2 separate regions of the Mus musculus genome follow, and region 1 is linked to region 2. A link is a loop called in an ENCODE intact Hi-C map of the cell type or tissue named here. Cell type or tissue: heart. All regions are shown on one strand. Each heading gives the region's core, and the rest is flanking DNA. Links, peaks and the distances in the headings are about the cores only. Region 1 has its middle 16 kb from the start of Gm4285. Region 2 overlaps Slc25a30 (solute carrier family 25, member 30).

Region 1 (2,909 bases), core at 179-2,678, 61 kb after region 2:
GAAAGGAACAAACTGGGCAAAATTCTCCTCCTGGCAGTATCTAGGGAGAGGTGTGAGGGCAAGGGTCATTCAACTGAGTCCTAAAGAAAGTGTGCTCTTTTTGAAACTAAAGACAAAGGCATTTCTTTGTAATTTCCCAGGATAAAGTATAATCATAACTTGTGTGTATCACTGAATATCTGATCAGGACACCTCCCTAGTCCCAGGGAAGTCTTTGAAGGGGAAACATTGGCTCAAATATGACTGGAAAGCTCCGCTGGCATCATTTAATGCACAGAAGGGGAGGCCCTGGGTGCGAGCTAGAGATAGCCCTTTACACAAAAGGAAATATGGGGCTCTAATTTCACTTGACCTAGAAACCTGAGACTTACTGGCTGAGAGCTGTGGCAGAGCAGCTCAGACAGTTCCCTGCTGAGCTAGGAGAGAGGAGAGCTAGGAGAGTGGGTTGAGGAAGGCCAGTGAAGAACAGAACCGGGCAGAGTGGACAGTGTGGAGTGTCGGTGCAAACAGTGACCGATTAAAAGCAGCAACAGACATAGGAACACAAGGGGCATGTTCGGAAGGAAACCAAATGGAAGCCGCCATTCAGTCCGCCTTACCTCGGTGCACAAAACTGTTATATAATACCCAACTTCCGCTGTGCACATCTGTTTTCCAAAACTTTCCATCACTACTCCAGAGTCCCATCTGCCCTGGTGACATTTTCCCAGGGGAAAAGCAAATAGCTCCTGCCTCAGGGTGAGGCCAGGACAGAGCTGGACAAGCAGGCTTGACCACTCAGTCCGGAGTTCCTCCCCTCCGGCTCCCTGCCTGTCCAGCACGTCGCCAGGTCAGCCCCCTCACCCCCTTACGCATCAGCCTCTGCCCGGTTCTTCTTGACAACTTGCCTCTCCTCTCTACAGGAGCCCTCCTCCCAGGTCTCAGTGTGGTGGCACTTCTCACCAGCTAAGTCTCTGCTCAATGGCACCTCTTTGGAGAGACCTTGCATGACACACAGCATTAAATAGGACAAAAAAAAAAATCCAGTTTCTGTGATTGTGCTCCGCGGCCTCTCCGTAGAATGCATCCTTGCTTACTGTAGCATCCCTAACCCTTCAACCCCTTTGAACAATCCCTTTAAGAAGGTGTTAGCGTTGAGTAACTATGTGGAGCGTTCCAGTCGATATAACAATGCCATTCTTTATTATTACTCTAGATATTTTCCTTCTTTTAAGCCTTATCTTTTGGATAATATGGTAACGATGACCCCAAAGAAGAGTAGGAACCACCCCCACGTGCAGCAGTGGCGAGGAGTGGCGACAGCGGCTGGGCAGGCAGGGAGGCAGCGGAAGTACAGATAGCCCAGCTATGGCCCTGCGCCAACTCCTGTTGTTGCCAGTTCTCAAATCACAAGACTGGATGGTGTTCCGCTCCACAGGAACAGAGAGAACTCTTAAAACAGCCACACCTGCCTTTGATTCAGAGTAGACCAGTCTTAAATCCTCGCTGCCAACAGCCGGATACCCTTTCAGCCTTGAAGCAAACTTGGGCGGCAGACGGAACAGCATCATCTTTATCACCTACGCTCTGCTAGTGGCGGTGGGGCGGGGACACACGGAAAAGTCACAGAGATAAATAAGAGACTCAGAGTGGAACCAGAGGCATCTCTTCCTCACCCAGTCAGCTGAGTAGGACCTAGAAATTCCCGCCAGTGGGTCCCAGACCTCTTAATTTGCGGGAGCATCCTCAGAAGAGAGCCCAGAGACCGCCTGATTCCTGCGGGACTAGAACCTTTGGGGGTGCCTGCCAGAAATCCGTCTTTTTTTAAAAAAACCTCTCCAAATCCTTCTGCCTCTCTTCAAGTTCTGCTCTGATTTTCCATCCAGCATTTGGAAACCGATCAGATCCTTCCTACCTTCAGCTTTGAGGACCGCACTCGGTGATCTCGGCATCGCCATCTGCCGGACACACTGCGGAACTACAACTGCAGCGCTCTCTAATGCTTCACTCCAGCTATGCATTCCCACTGCTTCGGAATACAGAGAAAGAAAAGGTGTTTGCTATGGCGAGCTCAGCCAGTACTGCAGATCTGCTGCTGAGAGAGTGTTTAGCAATTGAATCTATTAATACACGAGCACATAAACAAATGAATTAAGAATTCGTGCTGGAGGGTAGCTTCGTGGCATGGCAGCTGCACAAGAGGCCCTTGGTTCAAACACCGGCGTTTTAGAAAATTGCCTTTAATTAGAACAATAATAAGCAAAACACTCGAAGAAGAAAAGCAAGCACACGATCGTTTATTCAAATGTTGAGATCACCCGTGGGTGGAGGGTACAGTTGCCTAGACTTCATTATTCATTTCCTCATTCGGTTTTTCAAAAAGTATGTTTGGGGTGAGCTGGCGAGATGACTCAGTGGTTAAGAGCGCCGACTGCTCTTCCAGAGGTCCCGAGCTCAAATCCCAGCAACCACATGATGGCTCACAACCATCCGTAACGAAATCTGATGCCCTTTTCTGGAGTATCTGAGGACAGCTACAGTGTACTTACATATAATAAATAAATCTTTAAAAAAAATGTTTGGGACCCAGCAGGGGTGGCAATGCCTTTAATCCCAACACTTGGGAGGCAGAGACAGGAGGATTTCTGAGTTCGAGGCCAGTCTGGTATACATAATGAGTTCCAGGACAGCTGGGGCCATACCTATTCAAACCACCACATCAGGCTAGCTTCAAACTCACAGAGATCCCACTACTTCTGTCTCCTGAGTGCTGGGATTACAGGCAGCCATCATGCCTTCTTAGCTTTTACCTGCATTCTGGGGATCTGAACTTTTGCTCAGTGTATGTGATCCATCCACTGCGGCTTCAACTTCCCAACCCCCTCAATGATATTATCCTTTTTTTGAGACAGGATAGCCCTGGTTGTCCT
Region 2 (2,909 bases), core at 313-2,812:
CCCGCACATCTGCCATCTCGAAGGGCTCTCTGATTCATCATGCGGGTTCTCACAACATCAACTGGGTTTGAGGCCAAGGCCCCCACCAGGCCACAGGTGAAGCTCGAGCTGTTGGAGAACACAGGATTGGAAAAGACAAGAAGTGAGCTACCACTCAGCTACAGCTACAAAGGAGGGAGATGAGACAGCTTCCTCTCAGAATTCCTTCAAAACAAATATGGAGAAGCTACACAAACTGCACCAAGAATGAGGTCCTTGGGGCTGGAAGTAGCTCAGTAGTTAAAAGCACTAGTTCTTACACAGGACCTGGGTTTAGAACCCAGCACACTCCAGTTCCAGTGGTTCTGATGCCCTGTTCTCTGCACGTACCAGGCATGTACACAGTGAATATACATACATATATACATACATATATGCATACTCTCACACAGGTAAAACACTCATACATGTAAAAAAAAATAGGCCTAAGAATAAATAAAACATAAGACCGCCTCACTGCACACCCATCCATGGTCTTGGGTTCTACAGAGCAGTGGTTCTCCACCTTCCTAATGCTGCGGCTCTTTAATACAGTTCCTCATGTTGTGAAGACCCCCAACCATAACATTACTTTCATTGCAACCTCATAACTGCAATTTTGCTTCTGTTATGAATCAGAGTGTAAATACCTATATTTTCTGATGGTCTTAGGCAACCCCAGGTCGTTCAACCCTCAGGTTGCAAAACACTGTCCTAGACTTTCAGTCTCACTAGACTACCATAGGCTACACTGAGTACCGTTGCTAAACTGAGTTATAGTTAGCCTATATTTGCCTGTGAACATAAATAACCGTAACGTAATTCCTATGACTTGCTGAGTTATATAAAACATAAAATGGAATGGTTACGCTTTCACTCCCGTGAGAGCTGGGAAGTCCTACGCTGAACCTCAGGGAGATGCTATGTCTGCCGCCGTTCCCATGTCTCTGGCCATAAACACTCCTGCACACTGTGGGTGCTGCTCTCTACCATTCTCATCATGAGCGAGCGCTCCTGCTCCTGAACTTTCCTTCTGTTCACACTCAACTCCACTGAGTTTAACTTTGCTGCGGGTTTTATTTTATCAGCACCAATCAGCTCAGAGGTTTTCCCAGCGCGGCATTCCTCACACACTGAATTGGTCACTCTTTGTTTGGGAAGTTGTTCTATTCGCACAAAGGTTTACTTGTGCTTGCGGCATACAGAGTTGTGAATAGCGCTCCCCCTAGTGGTGAGAATCAGCACACTTGCCACACTAGGCTAAGTGTCCCTGTCCAGACCAAGTCACACAGATTAAATGATCTATGATATGTTCATACAAATGTGATAAGCTGCAATTACTAAAACAAACAAAAAAAACAACAACAACAGCAAAAATTAAGGACGGGCAAGGTGTCTGAGCACTTAAGAGGGTGTATTGTTCTTACAGAATACAAGTTAGATTTCCTAAAGGCTCACAAGTGCCTGGAGCTCTGGCTCTGGGCTCTAACACCCCTCTGACCTCTGCAGGCACATACACAAACAGTAATCAAAAATGACTAAGGTGTAAGAGCTGAAGTGAAAATGTATTTGGGTTGTGTTGTCACTTTTTAAAAAGTAATACAATGCAAACATGACCTTATTTGTTTATAAAGTCCATGGTGCTTACAAACATACAGTTTGTACACATACAGGTATATAATTACCTGTGTAAAGGCAAAGACTTCACCTCATCCCATTCGACTTCTGAGTTATAATTTTTCAAATAAGAAAATACCACACTATTACAATACTTTCTCTAAAACTTCCATAAACTTATGTAAAATTTTCACCCTACCAAGCTCATGCATACCTAAAATATTAATTTTAAAATCCATAAACATACAGAAAATGCGTTGCGACAGTGTCTCCCATCAGGCCTGAGAGTATCAGGTGCTTCTTGGTGATGTCATAGACTGGAAGCTCCACGCCGACCACAATGGCTGCCCTCTGGGCTGTGAGGGACACACCCTGGGGAGAAACGTGAACAGCAAATGATTTCCGCATCCCTCCAGACAAGGCCGAGGTGTGGGCAGTTCTATCCCACCCGCTGCCAGTTCTGCCACTAGGGAGAAGCGTGGCACGACAGAGCAGAAAAGGGCAACCAAGCAAGAACTCTGAAAGCTCGGAGGGCAGTTCTGACTCTGGCCAGCCTGGGGCTAGGGCAAACCATGCCTGAAAGCCTCCAGCTTCTCTGTCACACTGAGGGATCATACCAGGGTCTAGGGAGGGTCTGTTCTGTGAACCAATGAGCCCTGAGTCATGGGGTTCCTAGGAAATAGCATTCTTCATGGGCACTTGCCTAAACACCGACTTCACCTAAGTCATGAAACTGAACAGGCCAATCACCCAAAGAGACAGGGACCCAGGGGACATTCTAAGAATTGAAACAACAGAAAGTAAAGATCAAATAAACGGTACTCAGCTATCACAAAACCCTGTGTATGTACTAACCAAAAGACACTTTAAAACCACAGCATATTCATGTTCTCATTTTATAGACAGAGAAACAAAGAAAGAAGGCATCTTCAAAGGCAGGAAGTGGCATTCTTCTTACGCCGCGAGGACACTTGGATTAGACTGCAGCGAGGCTCACCTTCCACAGTCCTCTAGTCCCCTCCTGCTGGTAAATGCTCATGAAGCTGTCTATCATGCCTCCTTGAACAGCGCTGTTCTGTGCTTGCATTCGGATCTACAGATCATAAAGAACGACGTGAGAAGGAAACTGGCCCATTCTCCACCCCCACCATCAGAGACTCTTAAGAAAACCACCCACCTAGTGCTTAATGGTGTAACGGTGTTTGGGGAAAACTGGCAATAAGTCAGCCAGTGGTGGCACACATTGTTAATCCCAGCACTCAGGAGGCAGAGAC

What was found. Hi-C counts contacts between places; a loop is a spot of excess contacts. Peaks named below come from ENCODE experiments on the same cell type or tissue, not always from the same donor. Only the 100,000 strongest peaks of a DNase experiment are listed, where the experiment ranks them.
Region 1: it touches region 2 in a loop (6-fold over the local background); 9 of 42 quality-filtered maps call a loop at or near these places.

The regions. Positions count from the first base shown.
Region 1 is chr14:75,827,675-75,830,583 of GRCm38, forward strand. No RefSeq gene overlaps it. Among named protein-coding and RNA genes, the nearest start is that of Gm4285, 16 kb to the right of the region's middle. In heart, for the core only: no CTCF peak of the experiment used is centred there; DNase peaks (open chromatin) are centred at 717, 1,367 and 1,947; H3K4me3 peaks cover 1,123 bases; H3K27ac peaks cover 1,120 bases; H3K27me3 peaks cover 579 bases.
Region 2 is chr14:75,766,934-75,769,842 of GRCm38, forward strand. Slc25a30 (solute carrier family 25, member 30) reads right to left here. Exons shown (of 10, transcript NM_026232.3): 6 at 2,633-2,728; 7 at 1,883-2,007; 8 at 1-108. Among named protein-coding and RNA genes, the nearest start is that of Cog3, 14 kb to the left of the region's middle. In heart, for the core only: a CTCF peak has its summit at 1,258 (motif pointing left); no DNase peak of the experiment used is centred there; H3K27ac peaks cover 326 bases.